Linked DNA regions of Mus musculus: region 2 is linked to region 1. A link is a loop called in an ENCODE intact Hi-C map of the cell type or tissue named here. Cell type or tissue: left cerebral cortex. All regions are shown on one strand. Links, peaks and the distances in the headings refer to the core of each region. The heading gives the core; the rest is flanking DNA. Region 1 has its middle 100 kb from the start of Pou6f2. Region 2 overlaps Pou6f2 (POU domain, class 6, transcription factor 2).

Region 1 (16,290 bases), core at 2,914-10,913:
TCATTTGTGGGAAAGCTGGCATCTCTTTGGCGACCTTGCTGCTCTATGTTTTGGGATTAATAATACATCAGACATCACACATTTAAAAGAAAGGAGCTGGAAGAAGGAAGTGGGGGAGTTCAGCTCTGCTCTTGAGCTGCCCCTGATTACTCAAACCTTTCTTAAGCAGGTGAGGCAATTGTAGGGGAAGGCGCACTTACCCAAATCTGCACCTGGCCAACTGAATTCACTTCTTGAGTTTCGAATGCTAAAGAGAAAGATAGCAAAGTGTTGAGACCCAACTGGTGCCCTGTCAGGGGGCAATCTCTATAACATTTCCTGCTGTCAGCTTAATAAATTTTTAAAAAATATCCAAAGGCAGAGGTAGCTATGGAAAGCTCATAGTAACTGTTGCCATTCTCCCTGGATTCACTTCTCTTTAATATCCACCGTGGCTCTGAAATTTTCTTGTTTTTGTTTGCCTGGTTTCTGTATTTTGCTGGTGTTTTTGTTTGTTTGTTTGTTTGTTTTGTTTTTCAGCTGTTTATGCTATTTATTAGTTTTAAAATGTTTATCCTTTGAGATTCTACTTGGTGTTTCTCTTAGAAATCTGACTATAACTTGTTTTAATTTTTTGTGGCATTCTCCAGTTGGATACCTGTGGAGCATCATGCTCCATCCAACTCAAATGAAGTTCTGAAACTATCAATACTGGACTTATTTTTGGAATATCTCCAAGTAATGGGTACATTAAAAATCATTCATTAAGAGACGATTTAGATCTTGGCAGTTATTAGGCATGAGGCAATATCTAGTTAATAACATGTGGACCAACTCTCAATCTTTGAGTATAAACTCCAATCGTCTGATTGCCAAAGTTGAGGTTCATAAAAATATAAAACCGAGTGGCCTTGTTTATAGACATGCTCAATGCTATGTTCCGAACTATCAGATAGACTAAGGTTTTTCTCTTGGAGAGGTTGAAAAAAAATATAACACTAAATCTCTCTTCATTAAAGCAAGTCTGTCCTCAGAGAAATGGAAATTAACTTTGTGTTCTAAGTATTCAGTGATAAAAGTCTAGTCCTGCCACTTGCTGTGCAGGATCTCTGTAAAGTCACTACTCATTTACCTATTTCATTTTTCTAGTATGTTACATGGGTATCTGCACTGTATCTCAGAATCTTAGAGAGCACCTTTAAACTTCCTCAGATGCTGGCATTGGTTTAAGTGTGATTGCAGTTGAATATATAATAAGACTCTGTTATATATTTTTACACTAAATTGTTAGCCATGTGCAACTACTGCTGTTTAAGTACTTATATTGGAGAACTGTACTCCCATCAAAACTATTTAAAGAGGGGGAAAAGGTAACCCAGTTGCAATAGCAGAAACTAAGAATATCATTGCACATAAATTGAATATTTTCAAAGCTCTTTGTGCTGAACACCATGAGAGGTAAAACTCTATAATGAAAGTTACATTCATTAAGATGTTTAAAACCCTTTTAAGAAAATAACACAGATAAAACACCAATAAAACTTGTTGGTTTGTCCTGAAAATAAGGTAAACAATGAAGGTGTTTTTCGGAGACTTGTGTACCAATGATATACTGGAGGTTTCATCGATTTGATGACTGTCTTGACCTGTTTTTTAGCATTAGCATTTTCTTATACTTGTCTATAAAATGTCTGCCTTTAAATATTTTTCTCTATTAAAATAATTTACAAATATTTTGTTTCCTACTTTTAAGTCCATGCAACTAATGGGGACAGGGAATGACCTGATTGTCATAATAGTTTGTTGCTGTCAAGGAATCAGAAAAAAACATTGTGTCCATTGGAAGGTTAACAGTGCACTTTCCTCTATATTTTCTTATGTATCCACACAGTGCTTCACAGTGTCTATCACATTTGTAGTACTATGTATTTTGTGTGATAAAGTTTGTGGTAAAGGCTAGTTTATAATAGTAAGCATTCTTTTAGTTCACATCATTCATGCACTATTTGAGTAGACTGATGCATATAAAAATAGTAATCTTATATAAAATGAATCAAACTTAAAATTTTCTAATAAAGGACTACAAATGACTACTTTTGGACATTTTGGCTGTAATCTACTGTCTTTTTGATCCTGGCAGTCTGGTACCAGAGGGAACAACAGGATTCCTCAGAAATTGCGCAGTACATTTTAATTTAGTAAATTTAATTTTAATTCAGGAAAGCAAATTGAGGTTCTACACAATTTGCCTTGGAAAAGGTATATGTGCTTTGTTTTGGTTTTGTTTTTGGTTTTTTTTTTTCCAAGATAGGGTTTCTCTCTGTAGCCCTGGCTGTCCTGGAATTCACTTTGTAGACCAGGCTGGCCTCGAACTCAGAAATCTGCCTGCCTCTGTGCTGGGATTAAAGGTGTGCACCACCACACCCGGCTGTATATGTGCTTTTAAAATAAAAAAAAAAAATCTATCCAAGCTCAGGAAAATACCTATGTGTAAATTATGGAAACTTTAGACATGTATCAACTTGTGGATATACATCTATCAGCTACCACAACATTAAGTACTGATCATTATTTTAATCAGCAAAAAACAATTTGTTCAATTGTAAGTAAAATGTTTGTCACACAGTTCTACAAGAATTTTGTGTGCCTGAATCAACATTTACATAGGCATGTGTTGAGGTATGTGGGTTTGTGATGTGCAAGAAATAATTGCCATTTTAGTCATTTGCTACTGAGATAGTGTGGTAATACTCATTTTTGTTTGTAGCTTTTGACTGCCACATGTGATGATTTTTCTCTTGGTATTGGTAGAGCACGATTTGCTTTTGCAAATTAATGGTTTTGTGTAATGCATTGAAGACAAGAATCAACCCTGTCAGAAGAGAAGAAAGGCTAAAGGATTAATTTGGTTTAAATATGCAAACATTTGAAGCTGTTTAAAAAGCATGAAAGCATTACTGCAGAGTCACTTATTGCCAAAATCAACCAAAGGTAGAAGAGAATAAAAATCCAGTAAGAAAACACACCACACGGTATTTAATTATGAATGTATAGGACAGGAGTAGAGGGGTGAGCTTGACTTTGTAAGAGCTGGCCTTTCCCTAATCCATCGATTTCATTTACCAAATTTTCAAAAGCTAGAAATACACAAAAAGGGGAAAGAATCTGCAAAGGAAGCAGCATGTGGGACACATTGTGCACAACTAACATGTCAATGAAACCATGGAACGCTGGCAATAGATCGCAGTGTAGTCAGTGAATGGGCAAATCCATAGGGCGAGAATCACCTCAACCCTCTGACAGGACTTTCCCAGACTCTGAGAGGGGGTATGTGTGTGCCTTTGAGTGCTGGATGGCTCATTTTGGTCAGTCTTCAGATTAAGGCAGATTTGAATTTCAAATTAACTTAAGGAATTATCCAAAAATTTAGGCAGATTGGTTTATCCTTTAATTTGAAGTCTTTGATTCTCCCATTATAGTTTTGTATTCATAGTAATTTCTTAACAAGCTACCTGGAATCTACAAGGAATTTTTTTTTTAAAGTTAAGTATCCTGCTTTGAAGGGCTTAATGTCTGCAACTGACTGCTTAAGAAAGGAGTGAGCTTGGTGTTTCCTGGGAGCCTTGAGTTGGGTGGGCCAGCCTAGAGATGGGGCCCCATGTCTTGTGATCAGCAGTGTATCAATATGGCTTCATAATGACATAATAACCCAAGGCCTGTAGCGGTTTATGGTTCTTTTGAGAATTCTTATGGATTCTCAGAGTGAGGGAGGTCTGAGAAAAGATCCTGAAAGCTTTCACGAAATCTGGCCGTGTGACAGGGAACTACAATGCCTGTGATTTAGCTGCTAAGGAATCCCATCGACCAGGAGCATCATTAAACTTTTAAGGTAAAAACAAACCACAGAGCAATTGGTAGATATGAAGGGTACGGAGTGGCCAGAGTGACTGCGGAAATTAGAAAGTGAAGGTTCTGAGATGAGAAGCAAAATGCAGGGACCCCGTTGTCGACCTCAGTGTCCTGCTTAAAAACAGCGTTCTGTGTGCAGTATTCTGAACACTAGAAGCACGCTGGGTCTCTCTCTCTCTCTCTCTCTCTCTCTCTCTCTCTCTCTCTCTCTGTGTGTGTGTGTGTGTGTGTGCATTTCCTTCATGGAGTCTGTCAGAACTGATTGCTGCTCTTTCATTTTCTCTTGGCTATTTTTAGTCAATGATAAATAAAGAACCAGAATTGTGAGATATCACACCAGAAACAGCAGGGAAGAGCCAAGATGAATAACTTTACATCAGTGGATGCCCATAGATCCCAGGCCCCTTAACATTTGTAATACTGCTAATTTCTATGGGCTTTTTAAAATACGCTTCCACATGAGCTCTCAAAACCCATAAAAGTGTGGCATGTAAAGTAAATTGTTTGTCACTTGCCGTCGGCCTGCCATATTTATTGTCAGGAGAAATGGACATTAGTTGGAAAAGCAGTTGTTAAAGGCCAAACAATTTTTAAAGATGGCAAAGCTGTGCGACGGCTTTCCTTTTCTAACAATGAGGCGCCCTTCAGACATCAAAAGACAAGATAATAAGACACTTCAAGCACAATTCAAGATTATATTCAACATCTAAAGGCTCATCTCTTGTCAGTTTGCATTTACCCTCCGAGGGATGGAACGCTTCTATCATCTTTCTGTCAAGAGGAGTCTGGCGGAAGAAGCAAGGGCTCGTATTTCACACTCTTAGGGTTTTTTTATTTTTTATTTTTTTTTATCAAATAGCCTCCACTCACTTGGATTCAGCCAAAATGGGGGGATAATTCCAGGAAGGTCATCACAAGTACAAAAATCTCATATTGATTTGTATGATTAGAAGGCATTAAAATTGCACGCTCATGGAAGGTGCTGGGAAGCTATGTCAGTTACTTGGTCAGACACTTTTTGCAGCCTGAGGGAGAAAAAGATCACTAAAAATTTAAAAGTAGATAACTGAAAGCTGAAATTGCCTTAATATGCCGCTTGAACATTTAACAAGTGAACATAAAAACAATTTAATGCTTTTAACTTCATAATATTTCCAATTAGCTCATTCACCATGGAATACTGCAAACAACATACAAAGAGAACAGCAGGCCCATGGTTAACAGCCAAAAGAAATACTTTTGTCAAATTGTTTGTAAACACTTTGATTTTATATATCTAATATATGGATAATAGCTGATGACATTTTCAGTATAAATTTAATTACAAGGCTATCTGCAATGATTAGCAAGGCGTTGTAATCGTTTTATGCTCTGAAATGATAAAGCGTCACACTTTCCATTCCATGCCATCCTTTCCAGGAACAGTGCTAAGGAAATTCTAGAGGACCTATTATCATGATTATTCTCTACCAAAATAAGTCAAATCTTTTGCTCTCTGAGAGTCACATCTCCATACAGAGAAGCAATCTGGGCTTTTTGTTTGTTTTTATTTTGGATGTTGGTGGGGACACACTTAAGAAGTTAGAAGAACCAGACTTTCTTCTCGAAATAAAACAATTGATGAAAATAAAACCACCAGATCCTGGGATCGTTTCTATATTGAATCTTTGAAATTACTTTTCCTAGGAATTTTCATCACCTCTCTGATATTTCTCTTCTTTGCTGTTGTCGTTTTGAGACTAGCTTTCTTCTTCTATACCACAGGCTTACATCAAAGCAAAGTAAATCTGTGTGTGTGTGTGTGTGTGTGTGTGTGTTGTGTAAGTATGTCACAGTGTCATTACAGTATGTGATAGAAGCGAAGACATGATTCTACCATATTTGTTCTATTCATTATATGGTTCTATTTCTACTTTGCACTTTACAGTTCATACATTCAACTGTGAATTGATCAACTCAATAAATATGTACTGAGTACCTTCTCTATGGCAGGTGTGTGGTGGATGATGGAGAGACTGCAGAGAATGCTGCACACAGTAAGAGTAGCATAGTTTTACATTAGGACAGGCATTAGTGTGCAAACCATCCTTAAACAGCCCCCACTCAGCAGCCCACTCTGACATTGTCTTTTTCATCTATGTTTCTGGTATTTCTTTAAAAAGTATTCATCTTCAAAGTTATATATTTTAGAAGTTTGTAATTGGTCAGAAGTCATATTTCATATTGAGGCTTTCATTGAGGAGTAACTATTCCAAAAATATTGTCAAAGGAAAAAAAGAATGATTATGTGACTCACAGCAAATTTCAATGGTAGTGTTTTTGCCATTGTGTTTGAGGCATAAAAACAAAACTCTGCCTTTGTACAGTTTTTAGTTGTGTCCAAAGGGAGAATAATCTAAAACTTTATTTTGTGAGCTGATTTTCATATGTCTGTTCTCTTTCATAAATTCATGTCGCATACTACTTAACACATGCCTGTTGGCGTGTCCGGGTTCGAGCCTGGAAGGCATATTGGAACTGAAAGAGAGGGAAACTAGGTGACGAGGGAAAGATGGAACAAAGACAACTAATCTGATCAAGGTTCAAATTTTTAATGGCGGACACGCTTTATGAAAGAGGTGGGGAAAGTCCATTCCTGCCAATTCATCCTTGGAGCCTGGAACCAGCTGCAGGTGATGACGTGCAGGATAGGGCATAGTCTCCTGAATAGCTCCGGGGCCTCTCAGCAGGTAGCAGTATCTTGAAGAGGAGCAGCGGCCAAGGCAGAACAATAGAGTGATCTAGGGAGGAAGTCTCCACCCTAGATAATCTCCTTAGTGGCAGCAAGGTCAAGTTCTGGCTTAGCCTGCTTCAGGCTTGTGGGAGGCTACACATGCCCAAGGATCCTGAGTCTTGCCTTGAGTTTGGGGTTGATCCTGGCTCAGCCTCGAGTTTGGGGTTGACCTTGGCTTGCCACTTAGTAGCTGTCTTGGCAAAATTTATGACTTAAGCTTCTATATTCTCACCTCTGACTGGAAGGTTTGATGATACTGCATAGGGCAGTGCTAGGTTTAAAATGATTGACACTCATAGGTCCCTGTAGAGTATGGGACATGCAAATTATTAAGATGAAAATGAATTTGCCATTTTCAGAAAGTAGTTGATTTTTTTTTTTTTTTTTTTTTTTTAGCACTAAATGGGATAAAACTGGCAATGAAAGTTCTGATATAGTTGGAATGGTCTGTGCCTTTTCAGGAAGGAGCATCAGTTCTCAGAGATCTCTTGAACAAAGGGGTTTTCTGGGGCTCCTTTTCTCACGATGACAGTGCCTCTCCCTCCTTTAGACATATTAACAGTTGCTTTCTTCAAAGCTAATTTAGGAAGAAATCTATAAACGGATGCTAGAAGATTCTAGAGAAGACTGACTCTCTACCTGTGCCATGTAGAGCATATGGGTGAGGGTGGAAGGGTGGGAAAGGGACAGTTAAATATATTATCCTATTCTAAATTTAAAATGTGGGAGACTGTATCTTTTTCATATAACTGAAATCTTTAAAATAACATTGGTGTTGAGAAGTGTTATAACATGAGATGCCTTTGGAAGGCAATACCACTTCTCTAGCTGGTGATTGGTCCCATTGCCCAGTAGCTATCTTCATTTGGATGGATTCATCTATGTAGTTCTAGCTTTATCTCCAAGAGAACTTGCCAGCTTTTAGGCCAGGCACAGGTTTTTCTGTCTTGAACAATTTTTACCAAAATTAAGGATATAGCATTTGCCCTTAGTGAAATGTTCTCAGATCTTTCATAGACAAAGGAGTTTGAGTTCTTAGTGCCCCCACTTCTTTTTCTCAAGTGGGAAAGTTAAAATATCAGGCTGGTATGTGAGGGAGATTAGGAAATTATTAAACACCCACAATGGAGATGTATATGTATAAGTATATACATATAAGTATATACATATAAGTATATGCTTACACAGAGGGATGTTAACTTACTGGGAATCCCTTTGCCCACTTAGAAAACTAACGGGCTTTCACAACCTCAGGAGAGACAGTTATCCCTTTGTTAACAGCCCAACACAGAGTTTGAAGCAGATGTTAACAATTCGAAGAAATTAAGGATCTGCTTTCTCTATTTAGTTTTCCCCCTAAAAAGCCAAATCTCAGCCTAAATGGAGAATGTCATTTCGACCCCAGAAGCTAATATGGTTTGATTAGTTTGATGAGCTTCTCTGTCCCAGAGGAAACCCTTCTGTCCTACCAAAGGTTTAACTACAAGTTAGGTATGTGGACCACAGCTGCAACTTGAAATCCATGGTACCTTCATTAGGAAGTGTATATAGCCAGTGTTTAGTATTTTCCTAATCCTCAAGAAAAAATATTCTTGACATTTTATTTTCAAAACAAACCTACAGTAAGATAGCACCTTAAATAAAAACTATCATTGCAAGACTTGAACATGCTTGTAGGAAGCCATATTTGAGGGAAAAAGTGTTACCACCTTTTTGAGGATGGAGATTTCATTTGAGAGTTTGAAAACTTAGTTCCTTTTATGTATACAAAATGGCCAGGGTAAGAAGGGTCTGCTGTTGGTATGGTTTCCATGGCAACTTGGGTTTAATTACATATTCATGTCACATACACATCTCTTAGAAATTGTTGACACTTTTAAATTATTTTATTTACATACATGTCAACTGGTCTAAAATGTGTGTGTATGAGATCAATATTGCATGCTTTCAAATTGAATTAATGTCCACAATCATGTTAATATTAAGTAGAATAGACATCCTCTTTCTCTCTATGACTCTCTCTGTTTAGACAGAATTTCACATAGTCCAGACTAGCCTGGAATTCACTGGTCAAGCATAATCTTGAATTAAACTTCAGTTTTAAACTTTTATTCTTTATTTTTCTTATGTATGAGTTAATGTGAAGGGTCAGGGTTTCCCTGCAAGCATCCATGTTGAGAACACAGGTAAACTTTTGGGAGTTGGTTCTATCAATCATGGGATCCAGTGACAGAACTCAGGTCATCCGACTTCAGAAGAAGCGAATGCTTCTACCCAGTGAGCTTTCCTGCCAGTTGACATCGCATTGTTAACTAGTTCAACCTAAACATCAGCCCTAAGAATTGTTTCTTCCAGAGACTTTAAACAAACACACAGATGAATTTATCTGCTTTTACATTTTATGGAGGTTCATAAAACCTTTTCTTTAAGGTCTGACATTTTCTTAACGGTCTTTGACGTTCCCTGGGAAGCATGGATGGACTGAGAATGTTGTGTGGCACTGACTGCAGAAGTGTGGATTAAAGAGTAGAGAGTTGCAGTTGGGAGGGAGATGCTCTTGTGATCTTTTGCATAGTGTGGTAGCTGTAGTAAATATGGTAGTATATGCTTGAAAGTTGTCAGAACACTAGATGTTTAATGTTCTTCACACATAAACGTAAAACATTTGCTTCAGTGGCCATCTCTCACTTTTTCTACAGACTCTGCTTCAAACAACAATGTTCTGTCCTTTCTGCTCCCACAAAGCCTAATGGCAGAGACATTCTGTGTTGAGTATTTATTGTCTATAGGACAGATGTTATTAAATTATCTGTCCTTCACATTTTTTCCAAGGGCTTCTCTCCTTACTAACCATGCCCAGACTCACTATTCATACCATACCATGATCAACCCTGGATAACCACACACACCCCACCAAGCCCATACCCTGGCTCACCATCCATCCCCCTCCACACTTGTCCAGAGCTCCATGTACATTATTGATCTTTATTCTTTTCCTGAGATTATTGAAATTAAGATTTGTAAGGACCCAACTATTTTCTGATGTTGATCTTCTGCCAGATGTCATGGGAAACTTTTTTTGTTGAAACAAGTTCAAATCCATTTTCCAATGTATACTAAGACCCCTACCTGACATGTAGACACACATACAAAGTTTGCTATCTCCTCTTCTCAGTCCTTACGCTGTCTTTCCAGTAGGCTTTTGAAGAAACTACCTTATTTCCCAGCATCAAGGAATCAAGGAAAGTTGTGTTCAGATAAAGAGAGGCTGTGTTCTGTGTTCTTTGGATGCTGGTTATAACTGCCCACTGCCCACTTTCTCCTGGTATATTCCCACACTTGTGTCTAACAATATTCAAGGCTGAACTCCCCTTTCTGATGCTAGTAAAGTGGTAAGTATATTACTGGGCCCTAGTAATTTTTGTGTAATGTGCAAGCATGTCAAACATCACACGCACCTTGTAAATATATACAACTGTTATTTATCAGTTAAAAAGAAACTATTAAGAGGCTGGAGAATTATCTCCGTAGTTAAGGATACTGGTATTCTTAAGAGAGGACCTGAGTTTGGTTCTGAGCACTGACATGGTGGTTTATAACCGTTTGTAATTCCAGTTCTAGGGAATCTGATACGCTCTCCTGCCTTCCGTGGGCACCAGGCACACGTGTGGTAGACATACATACACTCAGGAGAAACACTCATACGCAGAAATCTGAAACATTTAGAAAACAAAGCTTTCAACTGTAGCTTTTCTCCACTTAAAGTATAACATGTTTGACCATGGCAGGACTTTCTTTAGTATTTTTTTGTTCATGAAACAATCATTTTATACCTCTTTTTAAAGGACACTGTAGCCCCTCACTTCTGATCTTTCATGTATGCATACTTTGCTATCAGGCATCATCATTTTGAGGAAAATCTATAAGATCTATAGCAAGACCTTCTTAGCTAACATCACATAAGTAAAGTAAAATGGGTCAGGAGTACAGAAACACTTCATATCTTCCATTATTGCAAGGATTTCCCCTCATAGCAACACTTACTGAATGTTCCCCAGCCTTCTCTCTTCCATTTCTGATGATCAGCATCTTTTGATCAAGCTTCTTGGTTCCCTACCCTGCAGTGCACCCTGCCTTCCCTGTGTTATGGCTCTTCACTCATTTTCCCCACTTCTTTTGCAGTCACTATCAGGGTTTGCCTGGTATTATAATGGCTTGTGCATTTGTCTGCCTCTTTTGCTAGGTAGCAAGTCCCTAGAGAATAGATAATAGATCTTGAATATATTAAGTACCAGATAAATGTTTTTTGAATTGAACCACTTCTGAATTGGATGTTTCTGGGCATCATCCACACTTGGTAAATACTTACTGAATATTAAGGGAAAATAGACTCTACTCACAGGAGTCTACTATCCTACATGGGGACACAGGAGGAGAGAGGAGGTCAAAGAGAATGACAAAGCTAAAACAAATAAATGAGTGTCCACACGTCAATACATATTTAGTACATTTCTGATAAGCTTTGTACTAGGTTTGCATAATAAAATGATAACTAAGACAGAATTTGTCCTTCTTGTCATGGGTTTCACATATGATAAGCAATACAGGTAACTAAGTAATGCTTGCCTAGAAATTTAATAATTTGTCATTTTAACAAATGTCCTGAAAGCAGGAAGCAGATGGTATAGGAATGAATAATGGGAGCAGAGGCATAGACTCATCTGCAGGATCAGCTCTGTTAAAGAACTCTGATGAGAACATATGTGGATATTACTCTGGAAAATCACTTCTTTCTCATTAAGTCCATCCTTGATAGGATGATCATATGAGATGCCGTTCTCCCAATAAACAAAGAGTAGTATGTCCCCAGACTAGTCCAAGTTGCCAGCTCCCTCCTGGGAGGGTAATTCTTGAGTGGTCTTGTCTGAGAACTATAGCACTGCTCTTGTCACTCTAGAAGGAAGTGCCGCAAGAGCTATAAATTGAATATCAGAAGTTAGCATCATATACTGCTGCACGGAACCTCCAAATTAGCAGCTCACACAGGGATATTTATCAAGCTCACAAGTCTTTATCTTGGGTAGGTTTAGAAGAGACAATGAACTTCATTCTCACTTAGTGTCATCTGGTGGAACCCAGTGGCCAGGTGGGGCTAGAATAATCTGAAAGCGGATTTTCTCCATTTCTGATGGCCGTGGCTGGAGCCTGGCTTAAATTTTAGCTGGAACTAATCAGCCAGAGCATCTCTTGGATTTCTCCTCATCAGCTGGCCTTCTTTATAGTGTTATGGCTGGGCTCCCAGGGAAAGCACTGGTCAGGAGTGGGTGGTGAAAGCAGGAACTGGAGAGGAAACCCCAGGTAGAATTTGGCTTTCCTAAGCTTGAGTTTTCTAACCTGATCTGGACGCCAACAGCATCACATCCATTGTTATTTTATCTTCATTAGAATCCAGTCATTGTGGGGAGAGACAGAGGAAAGGGAGGGAAAGGGGAGAGAGAGAGAGCAAGAGCAAGCGAGAGAGAGAGAGAGAGAGAGAGAGAGAGAGAGAGAGAGAGAGAGAGAGAGAGAGAGCCTGAGAGGCAATGCCCTACAATCAGTTAACAAATATTGAAATGGGTTTGCTGAGATAAGACTAATGGTGATGATTTCTTTTTTTTTTAATTGGGTATTTATTTCTTTTACATTTCCAATGCTATCCCCAAATTCCCCCACATGCTCCCCCACCCACTCCCCCACCCACCTACTCCCACTTCTTGGCCCTGGCGTTCCCCTGTACTGAGGCATATAAAGTTTGCACAACTAATGGGCCTCTCTTTCCACTGATGGTTGACTAGGCCATCTTCTGATACACATGCAGCTAGAGACACGAGCACCGGGGGGTACTGGTTAGTTCATATTGTTGTTCCACCTATAGGGTTGCAGACCCCTTTAGCTCCTTGGGTACTTTCTCTAGCTCCTCTATTGGGGGCTCTGTGATCCATACAATAGCTAACTGTGAGCATCCACTTCTGTGTTTGCCAGGCCCCGGCATAGTCTCACAAGAGACAGCCATATCTGGGTCCTTTCAGCAAAATCTTGCTGGCATATGCAATAGTGTCTGCATTTGGTGGCTGATTATGGTATGGTTCCCCAGATGGGACAGTATCTACATAGTCCTTCCTTCTGTCTCAGCTCCAAAATTTGTCTCTGTAACTCCTTCCATGGGTGTTTTGTTCCCAATTCTAAGAAGGGGCAAAGTGTCCACACTTTGGTCTTCGTTCTTGGTGATGATTTCTATAGTATTCACTGAGGACAACTTCGTATATATATTTTAATAGTTGTGATTAGTTCTGCTGAAGGTTACCTTTCTTTTTATCACTGTTATTTTCTTTGGAATGATTAAAGAGCGTACTTTAGATTTTGGAAACTGGGCTTCTACTATATAAACATACAAAAAAATAGAAGCTACGTGGTGTTAGTCAGGGGCAGATAGAAGATAGATTCTGGGAGCCCACTATGGCCACACTTATGACAGACCATTGGTTATAGCAAATGAAAATAGATTTCCCAAACCTAACATATTAAGTTCAATACATTTCTCTTCAGTAATAACTGACAGAAATTTAAGTTATAATAAACCATTTCTGAGCCTTTATATCCACCGCTGGACAGTCTAAAGAAGAATGGGCCAGGAAAAGAGAGCTGATGTGCTCAATGGTATTTCGTGTCATCATTGTTTATAAGAAAATTATCTGTGCCACAATTATCTTCAAGTGTTTGAAATTAGATTCTACATCTGAAGATTGTTCTGCTTCAGATTCTCCACTACTTATATTCAGGAGATTCACACTTCAAGCATCTAGAATCTTTATAAAGATCGATTTTGCCTTTCTTAATGTATCATAATATCTAGGAAGAATGGCCATCATGGGAAAGAAGGAGATTCTTAGATGTCAGCCAGAGGAGTAGAAGTGTTTCCCAGCTCTGTGGAGGAAAATCGGGAGCCAAGCTTTGCATGACAATTTAGAATGAGCAGTGCTTAGGTACGGAGTCGGCAAACTCTAACTGCTCAGTTGTACGCGGTATTATGGCATCAATTGCTAACAGGTTTTACTAACTGTAGACAACATGTCCTGAGTTCTGAATTACTTCACTCCCATGGAAAAGTCTGATTTACAACATGACTTATTGTTTCACTTTCCCCAAGGCTCGTAGCTCCCCTCTGGGTGCCTTTCCACATCCAGGGAATGTCCACGAGAGGAACCGGAAGTAGCACATCAGATAACCATGTTGAGGTCCGTGTTGTAAGCATTCTCCATGTTCATGGCCAGGAGGTAAACCCCAAAGCCAGGAAAGGAGGAGGGCCAGGCCAAGCTGGGAGGCTAGATAGAGAGTTGGAGGAATTAAGGCAGATAAGACTTAGTTTATTCACTTGTAGAGAGGCTGTTAGGCAGGTGACTCCTGGCAGGCACCAAGACACAAGGCAGCTCACACTCTCCAAACAAAGACAGAAATAAACACATACACACAAACACACAGAAAGAGACACTGGCAAAGATGAAGACAGAATGAGTGTGTGTATGTGTGTAGGTATGTGTATGTGTAGTGTATGATATATACGTGCTGTTTACTTTTGGCCTCCCCAGACATCAGCCATCTTTTTCTGACTCTTAACATCCCCAGATGCCTGATGGTAGCCATCGAGCCTCATACCAGATATCCACATATCAGCACCATGTGACCTGAACATAAAGTGGTCCATAAGGACTTCTGATGCCTTAAATGGAATGTGCAAAACTATGTAATATGAAATTCTACTCTGCAGAACTCTTTACAAAATCTTTTCCCTTAAATCCACGGAGAAGAGCTCCATGCTAAAGTAGCTATGCAAAAGTGTCCACAAGCTAAGCTTCACTGTTTGCAGCCTTCCGTGGTGGTGTCAGTACTTCTGAGCGTGTAACAATCTCAACATATTGTTACTCTGTGAAACTTCATGAAGTGGGGACTTACCAGGTTTGGTTGTTAAACCTCAGCTAACACAGTTTACAGAATCATGATCATTCTTTTCCCCACCAATTAAAACCTTGTATGTCCTTCTTATTCATCTCAGAATAAACTACAGATTTCTACAATATTGTTCCCACCATCCATATAACCTCATGGTATCCTTTCTCTCTCTCTCTCTCTCTCTCTCTCTCTCTCTCTCTCACGCTCTCTCTCTCTCATACACACACACACACACACACACACACACACACACACACACACACACACACACACTGTCAATTTGACATAACCTAGATCATCTGAAACAGGAGTCTCAGTTGAGCACTTCGTCAGGCTGGTTTCTAGGTGTGTCTGTTGGAGACTCTTGGTTGATACTTGCTGTAAAAAGCCAAGACCATTGTGGGCAGTACCATTCTCTAAGAAAATAGCTTTGGACTGTAGAGGAAAGCTAGGTAAGCATGAGCACGAGCAAGCTGCATTCTTCCATGGTTTCTGCTTCAAGTTCATGCCCTGACCACAGCAACCAGACTGTAGCACTATGCTATGGTATCATCTTGTATCATGCTTTCTCATGTTAGATAGTTTTACAGAAATTATGTAAGTAATCTAATCCTCTTGATATTTCATCTATGCCTTGAATTATATATTATATGTTTTACATATTTTTCATATAGGAAATCATTATTTATTCAATTAATCCTTTCTTCAGACAAATTGCTTTCAATTTTTAAATAAACCACTTGTATAACAAAAACATGTCTTACATACTCAGACATTTCCTTAGGATAACATGGCAGAAGAGAATTTGTGAGGTAGTAACTTTGTGCATTTCTGTGTCCTCCAGAGGACATGCAAATGTGTATATTCATGAATACTGTTTGCAAGTGTTCTCCTAATTCCTTCAACAAATTTTATTTTTTAAAAGATTTTAGTTTTGGACTTTATTTTACGTGTATGTATGAATGACTTGTCTCCATGTATGTAAGTGCAACATGTGCATTCCTGGTACTTAAAGCCAAAAGAAGGAATCAGATCCCTGGATCTCCTGGAACTGGGGACCCATGTGAATAAAAGCCAAGTTATCTGAAAGACCACTAAGTGCTGTAAACTGCTGAGCCATCTCTATAGCCCACAAAATCTTAAGTTTTATCTTAAATGTTTGGGTTTAGAAAATACAATGGGTGAGAAATAGTAACTCTTTCTTTTTGTTTTTGATTACTAATTAGAATGAGTAAATTTTATGTAGTATTAAACAATTTAAAAATTCTCTCATTGGGGAATCTTTCTCATTGTTTAAATAATGTTTACATAAACCCTTAATCTAAAAAGTCACTACTACTATTTTTCTAATATTTTCTAAATACAGATTGACTACTAGATAGTAGGCAATAAAAACATTGTCAAAAGTATGATGGGGAAATATTCCTTTGGGTAAATATCTAGCTGGATAAATACCTAGAACCTGCTACTGGCTAACACATGGCAGAGTATCACCATGTTGTTGCTGGGCACTGATCCCAGACAACTGCATATGCAGCACCATGTGTTCTAACTCTGAGCCTCATCCAGCCTGGTAGTTGCTTGAATCCAGACAGAAAGGGGATGGGATGTTCAGATTGGGTAAACTGGGGAAAGTTTTACAA
Region 2 (16,290 bases), core at 2,960-10,959, 150 kb after region 1:
TAGGTACTCCTTTAAGATCCATGATCTCATAAGCCCTGTTTAATTGGCTAGATTTCCAGTACTGGGTACAATCTCTTCTATCAAGCATTCCTTAAGTCAAGTTAGATGGCTGTTGGTTACAAGATATAAGTGCCACTACCGTACCCTCAATATTAACTTGTCATGCTGGTCTTATCTGTGGTTCACGGACTTCACAGCTGTGTAGGACTGTTGGTTGCTTCTGTCCCTGGGAAACTTGCATGGCCACTTTTCATTACCATGAAAATTACTCCTCAGAGAGGAGGTTTTGGGGTCAGAACCGGGTCAGACCCACTGGGTACTGAGTCTGAAGTATGTGATGTCTTCAGCAATAGGCACATACCTTTCAGATTTGTGGGGGCAACTAAGTCTATGCTGTTTTGGGAGTCTCTTGGACTTCCTTGACAAACAACTTGAAAAGCTGTTTTTTCTGCCTGGTATTAGGAATTTGGTTAGCTAATATATGGCTCTTGGAGAGAACATTGTCAGCCTAAGTGGCTTCACTTCATTTAAACTATATATGCTATGTAAACTATATATACTGTTAGGTATTGTATATCATTTGGAAAGTAATCCATTATGGCTTGTTCAAACATTTTTAGTGTTATTTTCCCCTTCTTCCTCTCTCCCCTTCTGTACTGATCTCCCTTCTCCCTCCCCAAGTCCTGAGGCAAGATTCTTACTGCCACTTCAACTAGACTGGGCACACATCCCTGAGCCCTACTTGACTGTCACCACCGCAGCACTGCAGCTATAGATACTGGCTGCTATGTCAGCTTTTGCATGGGTTCTGTGGAGCTGAACTCAGGTCTTTATGCTTATTCAAAAAGTACTTTACCTAGCTCACCTACTTTTTTCCTTAATGGTGGTGACTTAAATTGTGTTTTTTTAAATTAAAAATAAAGCACAGTAATTTTGCTTTTGAGAGTGGGCTGGAGTAGGCTATATACAAAGGAGGGCCTGCCCTCTCCCCTCTCCCCTCTCCCCTCTCCCCTTTCCTCCCCTCTCCCCTCTCCCCTCTCCCCTTTCAGGTTGTTAGTTATTCTATACAAATGGAATGCAATTAACTCTCCCTCCAAAATGTGCTCCAACTTCAGAGCCAGAGACTGTCAGAGCATTGAAAGAATCAAACTGGCATACATCCCTCACATCATTTCTGCGTGCATTCAGTTCATAACACTTCTAGGGAAAAGGTCATGGGTCTGTCATCAGTAGTGTTTGTGGCACTCAGAAAATAAAACAGGGTGGTTAATGATAGCTGGGGCAGCTATGTAATCGCAGGATGCTGTCCAGGTCAATATCTAGTATCGGCTTCCCGTCCTGTCCATCTGAAACAATATACTGAAGTAAATGTAATCAGTAAGTGGCCACAAATGAATCTTTTAGAGACATCAGCATTACAGAAACAAGAGATTCCTGAAGAGATGCTAAGTGGGATCTTTTGGGTTGTAATTGCAGTCCTGGGAACAATTCACTTAATTAATAGCTGCTGAGCCTAGGACCCTTGCTCCCTGGTTCATGGATGGTTCCACAATAGCTGTACTGGGAGTGCCTTGTGGACTCCACAGAACGTGGGATAAACATACCCTGGGGACCAGACTCAGACACTGAAAGCCTTCTGATCTCCATCTCTTTGCAACCACAGGTACATCCCTGCTAATCCATCAGTGACCACCACGGACCACAGAGTGTTAAGCAGTTCTTATGAAATGGGATGCAGGGATTCTTTTCAGCATCAAGTTCCTGTTTAGTGAAGAGAGCCTCTCTTGAGATATGCTGCTTCTGGTAGATTGATAGCTGCAGTTCGAAGATAGCAGCCCCCTTGACATTTACTTGGGAATACCTAAAGGGCTGGAGAGAGACACACACAAACAAGGTGGCGTTTGTTTGTGTGTCTTCCAGCTGTACATAAGGAAACAGTCTTGAAGAGCTGGGAAACCTTGTCCAAAAGGTCAGCCACAGAGAAAACTGAAGAAGTTGCAGTCTTTCCAGAAGCATATGAAAGCAAACACTCAGGCCAGCCCAATGTTAATGAATCAGGGATTATTTTAGAAGGAAGCCGTGCCTCCTCCATCTCTTATCCTCATCCTGTGGCCTGACTGCCTAATACCTCCATCAATAAAGTGTTCACTACAGTGGCTCTGATGTCAACTGATCAACTTAGCATTTAAGGTCATGCATTAAGAACCACTGCTGATCAAAATTTTCATAGTAATTACATGAATTTTATTTACACAAAACATGTCATTCACACAGAAAATGTATGTGCCCAGTATGGATTTTGTAATGGTTGCTTTTCCATTTTTCTGTGCCATCTTTGCCCTGAACAATGTGTGTAGCCTTGAACATTGTAAGATAGTGGGGGGTTTCTAACAGAGATATCTACTTTTAATGCAACCATATACTGCCGCAAACCTAGTTCACATCAGCTGAGCATGCAGTGAATGCAAAATTCATCCCACTTAGTTCTCACACTAAGGGAAAATGAAACAATTCCCTCAAGCTTTGTATAAGCGCAAGGCAGCAGGGCTGTATGGCACAACCCTGGTACGAGGAGATAGTAACAGGTCCCAGCAAGGCCTGAGGAGCAGAGTGACTGAAGAGGACAGCTTCCAGCCTCTGACTGTGGTGGCTTTCCTTTTCCCACAGCAAGGAAAGTGAGAACAGCACACAGCCTCCCACAGAAGTATCAGACCAACCACTTCGACCACTCTTGAAGTAAATAATAAGCAAAAGCGGAATGCCAGGCCTTATTTGTCAGTATGTTTAATGTGGTGTGCATGTGTCAGATGAAATCTTAGCCAACAAGATTTGTTACAATACAAATTGTAAAATACAACCACCACCCAAAATGGGTCTGTATTAATAAGGTATAGAAATGCTAGGGAGAGAAAGGGATGGAGAGTGTAGCTATGTGGCAGAGAGATAGCCTAGCATGCACAAGGCCCTCAGCTCAATCTCCAATACAGAAAAATAATATTTAGCACAGAAATGCTCTGCTAGTAGTGATTCACCCCCCAACTGCCAGGGATATCTGGCAATGTCTAGAAACATTTTTTGTTGTTCCTTTTGGAGGAGGTGAAGCTGCTGGAGTCTACAGGGACAATTCTGAATGTGAGGAACAGGACAGCCCTGCCACCAAAGCTATGCAGTCCAAAATGTCAAGTATACTGACCTTAGAGATGTTAGAGGGAGAAACAGGGCAATGGGGGAGAAAGCCGGATTGGATTTACAATCACAGAGTGAAAGATTTCCTGGCTAGAAATTGTGGTAAGCAAAGGATCTTAATATTGTTAGGGTGACTGAAACACGTTTGTATCCTTCATAGTTTTGTGCACTTTTGCTTCAGAAATTAAATAAAATTCCAAGAATATAGCATTTTGACCACTTATTAGATACCAGACACTAAATGCTTTGTAAACATCGTCTTTAGTCATTTCTGCTTGATGGACTTCATACAATTGGGCCATTTTAAGTAAGATAGAAGTTTGACTGAAAATGACTGGGTGACATGACAAAGATGTTTCTGTAAACAAACAAATACCCTTTCCTATTTTTCACATGGAATTGTAGACTATATCTTCTATTCTGTCTAGTAGTTAATTAGGATTCTGTGACATCTCTGGCCAAAAGAATGTAAGGAAACTCGGGTATCCTCGTCCAGAATTACCCTTAAAGCTTTGTGCTATTAAACTCCACCCCATCTCTCAGACGCAGAGGATCTAGGGAACTTAGGGAAAGGCCTAGAGATTTCCTGACACCTGTGTAGAGCAGGCCCTTACCCGACAACTGTATGGCTAGAAAAATCCAAAAGACAAATGACAACAACAACAACAACAACAACAAAAGAGATTATGTTTAGGGTTGTTTCTGTCATTCAGTAGTGTGCCCTGGTAAATATAGCAACTTTAAGAGAACTTGAATTTAAATCCATGTTTTTCTGATCCCCAACCCCCATTCAGAACGCTTGCATTGTTATAAGTGATTATCAACCATTCTGGAACAAGTAAAATTTATTTTTAAGAAGTGAATGTAAAATGTTGTCTATGATTCTTCTCTTTATTTAGGGTAGAAAAGTCAACATACATAAAAATTATTGAAGTTTCTCATTATGGTGATAAAAGCTGCTATAAATATATTTTCCTGAAACACATCAATAGTTTAAAATGTTGCAAGCAGATAAAAATATTATTTTATGATTACCATCTGAATATATACCAGTGTTGACATGCTTTTCAGATATTACCTAGATGTTTATTCATTGTTCATCTTTCCAAACACAAACACCAGACAAATAGGGTACAAAGATTCCAGTAATAAAAAAGGATAGAACTTAATCAATGCGTTTTACCTGTTCCCCTTCTAGATCAAAGTTAACTGCTCTCTCTTGATAAATGGCCAAGGTCACCAACTAGAATGATAGCCACTGCATTTATAATCTGGAAAATGAAGGGAATTCCTCTTGTAAGGCTGTGACTTGTAGGCACTAGATTGAGAATTCTTTAATTTAAAGGAGAAAGCACTCAATTTTATAAGAATGCATGTCAGTTCCTCCATCTAGAGTAGGTTTCCCATATTTACTGAGTAAATCTGGATAGTATATTGCTACAGAATGGCAAGAACAGGACAGAATGAGCAGCTGACACTGCTCAGATCCTCCTTGACTTTCCTAGTACCAGGGACTTCACTGAACTCAACATATGGAGCAAATATCATTGCTGCAGCAGTTGTGTCATGTTTCCATGACTTGCTAAGATCAGAAGTAGTTGTGACCCATGTCATTGGTCTGAAATAAGGTACATGCTACAGGCAAAGAGTCTGCTGGTGTGGGATCAATTTTCATGGCATTAAACTTAGAATTTGCCCATGAAATAAAGTGTTGTGCTCTCTCAAGGATCTCTGCAAAATTTCTTGACTGTGCCTGTAATATTTCTGTTCTTCATGGAACTATTCTTCTTGGCTTTTAAGCTTATCACCAATAATATTTTGGATTCTTAGAAAAATATTATAACTTGAATATTTAAGATGCTTTCTTACAAAGTATGAATTGTTAGCTAATGATTAGCTAACTTGCTTGTTCCTCAGATGTTTTATTAACTAGAGATTTCATTGTGTCCCAAGGATACCAGTTAAAAGGCACTCTGACCCACATTCTCAATATTGCAATATTCCAACATGAGCAATAGAGAAAGCATAGTTTACTGAGTAAGATAGTACATAAAACTAGGTAATTTTTCAAATCTTTCAATATTGTGGTATTTAGCCTGAATTCCACCATTTGAATTTTCAGTCATATTAGCTGCCTTTCACATTCCTTAAGTTCTCAGTAATTTAAAACCTTACAGACACTAGGCAGTGTGAAGCTTCCTGCACTGCTATATTCTTGTTATCTGCAATTGGAAGGAACAGTTTGCCAAGGACCATGCCTTCCCCTCTTATTCCACGGAGGAGCCATTCTGTCCAGCGGCCTGTGGTGAGCTGAGTAAAGAGCCCTGGAGCAGAGAGCTTGCTCTTGGGACCTCTCCACATGGTCATACAAGCTCCTGCTGGCAGCCAGCGTTCTACTAGGAACGTGAGCTTGGGCGTCTCACCCCCACCACATGGTTACATTACTGCTCTTCCCAGTGACTCATTTTCCCGCACAGCAGAGTCTTTAAAAAAACATAAAACCTTATGACTTTAATTATATCAATCCATCTGCTCAATTGTCCCCCACTCGTGTTTTCCGGGCTCCCAGTTGTGAAATCAGAGCATGCGGTTATTTCCTCTGAGATGTTTCATTAAATGGTATTCAGCACAGAGGAAAGCATTTTTGAATCTTTAATGTTCTGCTACCCACAGATATGTGGACCTCCTGTCCTGCTTGTTTTAGCATAAATTGTTTAGAAACTCCACCGATAGTGCATGCTAAAGCCAGTACCATATGAGCTCCATCCTGTGGACAATAAGCCAAGGTTATTGGAAATTTTCTATTAGGAAATAATGTGTTTCTGTTTTAATAATGAATTGAATTCCTTAAATATTGAATATGATGATATTCTCAGAAATTATTATAATTAAAATAAGATTGTGAACATGAGTGGAAATATTCTCTTATAAGCACATGGATGCTTTCAACCGTGCCCTATTGGGAAGTCTTCATGGGTTGCTGAGAGAATGTGTGTAGATGGCACTCTCTGATATCACACAGTACTGTGGCCCTATGTGCTCCTGAGACTTAGCCTCTATAAATTTTGCTGTGAAGATTAGTGTCCATCGGTTGTTGGGACCCTGTGATTTTTTTTTCAGATGAAGATAAAAGGCAGTCATGTGTTCATCTCTAGGAAGGAGGCGGGCTGGGATGGCCTGTTGGATGTGCTCCTGGAGACTGCCTTTCTTGGTGTCTCTGGCCATCCTGCTTTGCAGAACATTACCCTTTACCCCAGGTGTCAAAGCATCCTTTGTTCCAAACATGCTTCTTATCTCTTCTCCACATAAGCAAAATGACTATTTAATGGAGACTTCTCAAAAAAGCTTTGCTTCCTGCTAATGTCAGTCTTCTTGCCAGCACACTGAATTTTCCATGCATCACTAATCCCATTGTTTCTATTTCTATGACATGTAACAACTTTCTACAAGGAAACCCATCCAGATCAGGGCGCCATCTGACAAAAATAACTTTGTTGCCAGACTTAGCTGAATATAAGCTGTCTTCTACAACTCTTTTCAGACTTAGCTTTCTCACTGTGCTCAGGAGCCTGTTCTTTCTCTTTCTACTTTTGGTTCACACATTTGTAATACCTTACACATCCCAATCTGCTGGGTTGTTTACCTAGAGGCAGTACCCACCAGGATGGTGATTCCAGCCATCTCATACAGTTTAGGACTCGCTACTTTTCCTATCCTAATTAGTATCATCTCATCTTTTTGTTCCTCGCTATAAATAGGGTTTTCACTTTCCTGACTCACTTTAGAAGCCCATTTTTACTGGCCGAGATTCACAGGCATTCCTTTCTAGAACAGGAGGAGAAGAAACAAAACCAATGTCACAGAGGGATTAGTGAATATCATGAGGAGAATGCTCCCACATATGAAGCAGCAGCTGAGGAGGCTCCAGGGAGAACCTAGTCATTCACATGTGACTTGGTAAGGCAGTTGTTACCACCTCCACTTCAGCCAGTTAGGGCCACACAGATGTGGTGCCCACATTGCCCCTTTCCTTCAATGTCACTGAGCCTCAGCCTGTTTTTCCTCTAAGGTCCTTGGTGTTAACAAGGTTTGGTCTCCATCAGATTGCATTTAGTCCTTTACTTCCTGGGTATTGTCTGCACTGAGCTTTTTAACATACAGGAAACTCTTCTTTAGAATAGCTGTCACTGAGGTCTATTGTCATTTCTACCTATTGACACCACCTGCAGGTAATTCACCCTTGCAGCTGTCACTTCACACTGTCACCAGAAGTAGCTAGCAAAGGGAAATGGGATGCCTGGTGCCTATCAGCAGTCCTTGGTGTCTCCTGATGTTAACATGTGGGGGGACTTAGCTTGCACCTCCTGGATTGTACAGACACTTCTGTGACAGGATCATTGTTCAGTGGCTTTGAAGGAAATCAAAGATGGCAAGAATAAGCTACAAGGTATGATAATTATTGAAAGAAAGTACTAACCAAGCACATTTGCATTTTCTGGCATGTCCCTTGAGTAGATGCTGCTATTATTGGGTTAAGCAGCAAAATGCAATTGCAAGCTCCTCCTGAGAAACTGTTAATATAATATGTATTGAAAACCCTCTACTCTGGCCATTTCTTTTGGTGGTTTCAAAATAAAAATCAGAGAACCACGAAATTCTCTTTTTAAAGGGGACACTTTATAAGATTATTTCTTCTCCCTTGCATTTAGCAAGCAGAAAAATGAAAGTGTGGAAGTATTAAGAGACTTGTTCAAGGTTAAACATAATGAAGATTCCTCAAAAAAATATAACAGAAACCTCTTTCTCAGTTAATATCATAGCAGCCATGTACAGCACTGTGCCCTTTACTTTGCTTCTGTGGCATTGGTAATAACAGAAACTTATTCTTGCCTTCAGACAGTGTTTGCATCTTCTCTCTCACTCTTGTGGTTTGAAACAGCTAAGGCATCAGCTCCAACCAATATTCACTTGAATTTGAAATTTGCTGAACGATCTGGCTGCTTTTCATTTTTTACCATTTCACACCTTGTCCGCATCTTGAGCAAGCTTGTAAGTTTTCAGCGCATACATTTCTTGTGATGATATATTGTCCTGGTGGAAAATTTCATTTACTGGCTGTGCCCTTTGCTGAACCTGTTGCTAGTCAGGGAACATGATAAGCGTATAAGTAGCATGCTACTTCATTTATCATACATCGTTTCAGACACTCAAATATCTCATATACAATTCTGCATTCTGCATAGCAAAGATCTACCCAACTCAAGAAAAAAAATCTTTAAAAAAATTGTCAGCTCATGATTTATAAATGTATCCTCTTAATAAAAATTAATCATAGTTTATACTAAATCTGTAAGTACCCCATTCCTTTATTTTCTTAATAACCCTGCTAACCACATGCTATCAAACACTAATAAAAGGTATCTGGCTTTGTGATTTGGTGTATAAGAGGATTGGAAAATATAAAAGCACGCTCTGTTTACCATAATTGAATTACATTGTGAAATAAATCAGGGCTTTGAGAATCTCAGCAGTGTCCCAAGGGTTGTCTAGCATCACGATTTTCATTCAGGGCATCCTTCAGCTGCATTTCCCTCCCTGGTAAGTCAGAGGACTCACCTGCAGAAGCTTGGCTAGAGTGGACAGTCCCAGCCCTCTGCAACTACCCAGCAAGGCTGGCTGCCCAGGGTTATTTCGCAGGCTGCTGCAGGAGGTCATGCCTACCTAATTTCAGGAACTTTCTATGTATTGATTTCTGCTCTTCTCTGCCTGTCATTACAGTGTTTTACTAGCACCCATGTTTTATGTATAGCATTAAAAAAATCTACATTCTGTCAGAATGGGGCCATTGAAATTTTGAAAGTGAAACTTGATTTACATTAAACACTGCTTAGACTAATTAGGACCTTTCTCAAAGGAATTGAGAACATGAAATACAGTTAACAATAATGTGTCCACTATCTTGCTGGTCTTTTCAGTGTAGGAAGTGCTTTGGAGACATAGAACCCATACAGAAGGACCTGCGCCATGGGCACTTATATAAAGATAGAAATTTAGAGCTACAGATACTATCATTCATGTGGGATTATTGATCCTCAGAAACAGCAGTGGTACCTAGTGCTTCAGCATCAAACTCATTTAACCTACCTGTAAGTCTGCCACTACTGGACCACACGCCTTGTGGGCAAGACTCATACAAAAGGGGAGGTACCTCTCAGATGAAAAACCACTCATTTGTCTAAAGAAGGATATCCCTTTCTGAAATTTATATCTGAATTCAAAATTTGGATGCTTTGCCTTTACTGGCTAGAAAAATTACCTTGGCAACCTATGTGGCAACAAACTATTTGACTTTTTCCATTTCCCATGTTCCCATTTTTTCCTGATCTGGGGATAAAAAAAAATATCTCTTAAGTGTTCATTAAAGATACAGTAAGCCAGGCAGTGGTGGCATACACCTTTAATCTCAGCATTTGAGAGGCAGAGGCAGGTGGATTTCTGAGTTTGAGGCAGCCTGGTCTACAAAGTGAGTTCCAGGATAGTGAGGGCTATACAGAGAAACGCTGTCTCGAAAAAGCAAACAAACAAACAAACAAACAAACAAAGAAAAGAAAGAATGAAAGAAAGAAAAGCTATAGTAAGAGCTACCAAAAAATACATATGCCCCCAAAATTCACATTTTGCATATAATTTCAGGCCATACAAATGCCCTGAAGTTTATTCATAGATGTACCACAAGAGTGCTGCATACTACCCACCAGTATACATGCTATGAAGCATCTACAAACTCAGGTTAAACGTTACTCGTTCAAGTGGTCCATAGCCAGCTCTCCGTCACTACAACAAAAGAACGTAGACACTTTTCTTGTCATATTAAAGAGTTTTCTTGTTGTCTTTCATACTGTTAGAGGTTCCAGTCCATGATCACTCAGTTCCATTAGTCTGAGATCCCAGTGAAGAGCACATCATGGCACAGTGTGTGACAAATCAAACCTTCTACATCATAAGCTTGAAAGCAGAGATAGTGAAGAAAAGGCCAGGGTCCCACACTAAGGAACAGGCTGCCAATGATTTAATGACTTCACAACATTCACTAGAAAGGAAGTCTTGCCATACTGTAATTTACTGATCAAATCTCACCACCTCCTGTTTCTCCAACTGAAGATGTGTTGGAGTACACATGTACCAGTTTACAAATTATGTATGGTGCTGATGCACCACAGTGGCAAAGTCCATATTGGTGAGCCATGTAGCTCACAAAATCCAAAGCATCTACTATTTGGCCCTTTACAGAAAAAGCCTATCTTGTAAGATCCCTACATTACAGCTATAAACAGAGGGGAAGGTCATTTGTGGACAAGCTGCCTTTATTCTGATGGGAGGAACTGGTTTGCTCTATTGTGATAGCCTATGGATAAGCCTGAGCTAGACTCTGACAGCCGATGACAGTAAGAACCTCCTCTCAACCGGAACCACGTCACATGTCCACTGAGAGAAAAATGGCCAACTGCCAATGATACACTCACATAGCAAACTGGCACACAACAAGAAAAGATCAAAGTTCACCTACTTCCAGGAGCATGACTGAAGCTGGGAAAGGTGGATATAGAAGGGTACGTCCTATGTGCTCACCTGCATAAAGTGCCAGGACAGACAAAACTAACTCATGGTGATACAAGTTAAAATAACATGGCAAGGGTGGTGCCTAGAGAAGGGTGCAAGGGGAAGCACCTGGACTGCTCAGATCTCATGTACCTTCATCAGATAGGGCAAGATGGTGAAGAAATCTAATGGTTTAGTTGGGTTAAATTAAGTGTGCTTTCCACATGTGGTAGGTGTGTCTGATTCTAAGCTGCATGAGTATGTGTGCTTGTGTGTACCCGCATGCATGTGTATATGGGTATATGCATATACATGTGTGTGTGCATGTGTAGGGGGAGAGAAAGACTGGGAGAGAGAAAGAGACACACAGAAAGAGAATGTTCTTAGCTGAAGCTATCAAAGTATGCCTCCTGATTGCACCCCCAAATAGTGAGGGAACGTGTGCTAGTTGTCCTAACGATACCTCAGTTTCTCATACTGTAAAACAGCCAGAGGGTGTAGGCCTATAAGTATCTTTATCTACAACTCAAAAATTCTCAATGAAGCAAAGATGTTTTCAGTAACCCTTTAGTGGCAAAATTATTCTTAACCTGTATCAGGCTATATATAAATTTTATTTATCTAACTTCATGTAGAAAGAAAGAGGTAGACCTTTTACATTTTTATTTTTATTTGTGTGTGCTTGTCTGTGTGTGTGTGTGTGTGTGTGTGTGTGTGTGTGTGTGTGTGTGCCTGCATGTGAGCAAGTATATCCATATGCATGAAGATACAGACAGAAGCCAGAGAGTGCTTGGACCCTCTAGAGCTTTCATTATAGATAGTCATGAGTCACCTAAAATTGATGGTGATAATCAAACTCTGGTGTTCTGAAAGAGCAGCAAGTGCTCTTAGCCACTGAGCTATAAGAAAGAGGTTTAATTGCCAGAATATTAGTATGCTTGACTGCCTATGCTATCTCGACCATAGTAGGACATCATGTAATAAATAACATTCATAACTATCGCGTATGTGAATACATTTGCACTGAAGCATCTAGACTGAGGACTTCAAGTAAGGGTTGTGCATTTATCCTCTCCTCACAGAATTTACAGGGCTTGATGCTATGCCTGAGGGTATTATCACAGTGTCTGGCCCATACAAGCTCTTAACAAAGATTCACCTTATTATTATTGTGCTCTCTGTTCTCACTCCAAGGAAACCTACAACAGTAATTTTTCTTAGGGCCAGTTGACATCAATATGAAAACTATCCCATGTCAAGTTTCTAAGAATCATGGCCTACACATTTTCCTTTAAGCAAACTTTTAAAGAAAGGAGTAGAGAGGTTGTGAGGACTGTGGCCCCCTAGGGGGAGCCAGCCACTAAATCAACACCTGGAGGAACTTCACAGGTCTCTCAAGCTTTTAGATTGTATTTCCAAGTGACCTTAGACCAGAAAAGTGCTAAGTGTTCTTGGACAGCATTTCTTGGCATTCCCTGAGGAACTAGGAGGGGAGTTTTATTCCGTGTGGATTCTGTCTGAGTTTAGAAAATCCACCACTTCCTGCATTTGATCTGGGCTAGACATACCTGAACACCCCACTGAAGGGCTTCCTTGTAATGGTGATTTCTCCTCTGGTACTAGTCTATATGTTTACTTACGCAGTTACATGTCTGTTCAAGTCATCTAAGAATAAGTGAGCGAATAAGTTTGAAAACAAACAGCATTTAGATAAAAATTCAAATGTTAAAATTCCGAATGAGTGATCCAAAGAAGTCACAGAAGAATTTTCTAGAGATATAACTGTACTGGAAAGAGGAGGTCACTAACATAGTGACATGTGACTTAGACCTGAGTGACGTCGACATGCATCAAGAACTTGTGAGGCATTCCATGTGTGAGATAGCTAAGTCAACCAGAAAGAAGTCAAATAGAATACTGCATCTTGTACTGACAGAGGAACACTGGCTGAAGACAGCAAAGGTCATCCAGGGACAGTATTTAAGAACTCATTTGAGAGGATATCTTTTGTTGCTTAGTTAATTGAGTTGTAGGCCTGATATTGAGAAGGATTTTCTTAGATTTATTGACCTACACAGTCTATAACATATTTACCTTTTTTAGTATATACTTCTATAAGATCTGGAAGACACTATAATCCAGTGTAACTACCACCACTGTAAGATTGAGAGTTACATCCTGTCAAGCTCCTTTTGAAATTAACCATCTATGGTCCTCAGCTCTTAGCCAACCATCTATATTCTGTCTCAATTGTCTGCCTTTTCCTAAAAGTCATAACCATAGGCATCCCTCAAATCTACCTCCCTGAATTTCACATACAGACCTGAAGAATGCCCGTTCTGTAGTAGAGGGTAACTTCCTTAGCATTGGACTTCATTGCATGACTTCAGGATTAATCCATTCACCAGCGTAAGAACATCTGCATAGTTTTTCATTTTTTTAGCACCTATGAATAAAGACATTATAATCATTTGGTTTTCTTTTTTCTGTGAATATACTTTATATTTCCCTTAGGTAATATTGAGAACAAGATTACTGTTAGATGTACACTAAGTGCCAGCAGTTTTCCAAAGTGGATGTATGGTTTGATAATCTCATTAACAATGTCTAACTGGTGCTGTGACTTCATGCCCTTGTCAGCACTTGGGGTTATCAGTTTTGGATTTGTTTTTTCTTTCTTCTTATCCATTGTTTTTAGTTTAATCATTCTGAGTATGGGTAGTAGCTCACTGAGACTTTACCTTCTCAGATGGCTACTAATGGGCATTTCTTATTGTCTCATTTGCTTCCTCTATCTCCTCTTTGAAAACTGTCTAAAGAAAAAGATTACAGATTTTCTTCTCCTTGGATTGTCATGTGGTAAAATCAAAACTGCAGAGAGACAGATCTAGGCCTAGAATAGACGTAATGTGAAATTAAAACCAGATAGAAGAGTACTTCATAAAGCAAGCATGAGCCGACTGAGAAGGTCTATAGCTACTGAGCAGCACATTTGCAGTGACAGATACTGAGTATGAAAAGCACCAAGTACAATGCCTGCCAGCATCTTGAACATCATAGGTACCATTATTCATGCTGCCCCAGATATATGCAGAAACATTAGTTTTCTTGTCGTATGTTAACCTAGGCAATCTTCGCCTGACCAATGCTGAGAACCAGTAACTAGCTTTATTTATCATATGAGGAAACTGAATTCCTTGCTTTAGATCATAAAACTAGGAAGGGCTGGCTGAGCAACCTGAACCCTGGTGATATTCCCATATACTAACAAATGATGCTTTCCCGATAGAAGCATGTCCATTTGTCAAATAAGTTGAAACAATAAATGGCAAGAACTCACTCCACACAAATATGTCTACTTATATGCACCAATAAAAATGAAAAGAATTCCTTAAAAATGAAATCACCAACTATAACTACTTCATGGGTCTGGTTCATAGACAAATACTGGTTTAACAGACACATTAGTCACAGCTACATATACAATGACTTGTCTGTAACTCAGCTATCATATTGTTTGGACAATAACAAAATGGCAGGATACTTCCTTATGTGTCCAGTTGAATAAAAACTAATGGTCCTCAGATTTGGCAGACTGTTGGGTTCCTTATCAATTTTCTATGGCTCCTATTACAAGTGTGTCCTCTAGGTGATGGGAAAGAACCACCATAGATGCCTTGCAGAGACTCCTCTCCTGCACTCTCTCCTGCAGCAACTGCAAACCTGAGTCATTTCTTCAATTAGTTGTATGCAATCTTGGTCTATTCCATATTCAAATATGTCCTGTGTCATACTTTATCATGATTGTGAACTTGATGGGATATAAAATTACCACAGAGATGAACCCCTAGACAGGTCTGTGAGATCTGTTAGTTTAATTGAGCAGTACCATTTCATGGACTATCATTCTGAAGTCAACACAACAGAGAAAGCTGGCTAAGCAGAAGCATTCATCTCTCTCTGTCTGCTTCTTGACTGCGGCCACAAGTGACCTGCAGCCTCAGGCTACTTCTTCCATGTTCCCCCTGCTATCATGGACTCCCCTTTGAATTGTGAACCAAAATAAACCCTTCTTCCCTTGAGCTTCTATGGCCAGGTTTGTCAGAGCACTGGAACAAATAACTAACTCACCCAGCATCATCATTTGATCCCCTCAAGTCCACAGCAGTGTGCACCTTTGAAACTACTCCACAGAGCAAGAAAACCAAAAGCAAACAAACTAAAATATCAAAAGGCCCTCGCTCCTTCCTCAGTTATTGGTTCAGCTGTAGGAAAGTCATTTGTTGAGTTCCCCAAGAAGAGATAAGAAGTGATAACTGTAGCATCAATAATTTAGTCTAGGAACAAGAGAAATCTGTGCCACTAGATCAAGATGGACATATTTTTAGAGATTTTATATTGTAACAGTGTGAAAAGTCCAGCTTTGTCAGGATAGGACTCTAATCTCCAGAAATGAAGTTCTCCAAATCTATTTGACTTGTCTTAAAGTCATCCAGGAATCTGAGAACTTGCTCTTCGTTCTTTCTCTCTCTCTATCTTTTTCTTTTTCTCTCTATCTTTTCCTTTCTCTTCTTCTTTTTTTTTTTTTTTTTTTTTTTTTTTTGGTTTGGTTGGTTGGTTGGTTGGTTGGTTTTGGTTGTTTTGTTTTGTTTTTTTGTTTTTCAAGACAGGGTTTCTCTGTATATAGCCCTGGCTATCCTGGAACTCAGTCTGTAGACCAGGCTGGCCTCAAACTCAGAAATCTGCCTGCCTCCGCCTCCCAAGTGCTGGGATTAAAGGCATGTACCACCACTGCCCGGCTTTGCTCTGCTTTCTTAACTACTGCATTCTATGAAGCAAGAATTTAATGTGAATACGTTAAATACATTAAAATTATGCTCTAGCAGAATCCTTGTCTATGGAAAGGGTGTGGTCAGATGTGATACTCAAGTGTTATCCTGATTTTTGGAGCAAGGAAAAGAACAGGCTACTGAAAATTCAACACCCACACCAGTCTTCAACTTTTTAAAATAAAATACAAAGCAAGAGAGACTTGAGGAAACTTTCATCAAAATGGTACAAATGATGGATAATTTTCCACTTATAACATCTTTTCCCTAACAACGCCAGTGATGATATGAGAGGTAGACTGTGTTGAGGGGAAAGCTTTGCTTTATCTCCAGATGAAATACAACCAGAGTAGAAAATCAGAAACTCAACTAAAGGGTCATAAACCCCCAATTTTGGGATATTAAAATAATCCTGAAGTTCATTCACTTTAGACTGTGATGTGTCTTTTTTAAGCATTTGCAGGTTCTAAATGGCTCCTGAGAAGGAAATGGTAATGCAGAAAATCTCCAGATTAGAGAGTTTGTGTAGCAGTGGGAAGTAGTCTGATTCTGCTAGAAGTCTGGGCTTTGCTTTTATTCTCTGTGCCTATATAACTTCACATTTTCTTCTCTATGATTGAGTTTCCTCATTTGAAAAATAAACATGAGAATGGTTGTACTGAGGATTAAACGTGTT

Evidence for each region. Peaks named below come from ENCODE experiments on the same cell type or tissue, not always from the same donor. Only the 100,000 strongest peaks of a DNase experiment are listed, where the experiment ranks them.
Region 2: it touches region 1 in a loop (3-fold over the local background); 2 of 42 quality-filtered maps call a loop at or near these places.

Annotation. Positions count from the first base shown.
Region 1 is chr13:18,476,397-18,492,686 of GRCm38, reverse strand. No RefSeq gene overlaps it. Among named protein-coding and RNA genes, the nearest start is that of Pou6f2, 100 kb to the right of the region's middle. In left cerebral cortex, for the core only: no CTCF peak of the experiment used is centred there; a DNase peak (open chromatin) is centred at 7,350.
Region 2 is chr13:18,328,633-18,344,922 of GRCm38, reverse strand. All of the region lies in intron 3 of Pou6f2 (POU domain, class 6, transcription factor 2), which reads left to right. It overlaps Gm46402 (a long non-coding RNA gene), which reads left to right. Exons shown (of 2, transcript XR_001780867.1): 2 at 1,664-4,654. Among named protein-coding and RNA genes, the nearest start is that of Gm46402, 9.9 kb to the left of the region's middle. In left cerebral cortex, for the core only: no CTCF peak of the experiment used is centred there; DNase peaks (open chromatin) are centred at 5,665 and 6,763; H3K27ac peaks cover 887 bases.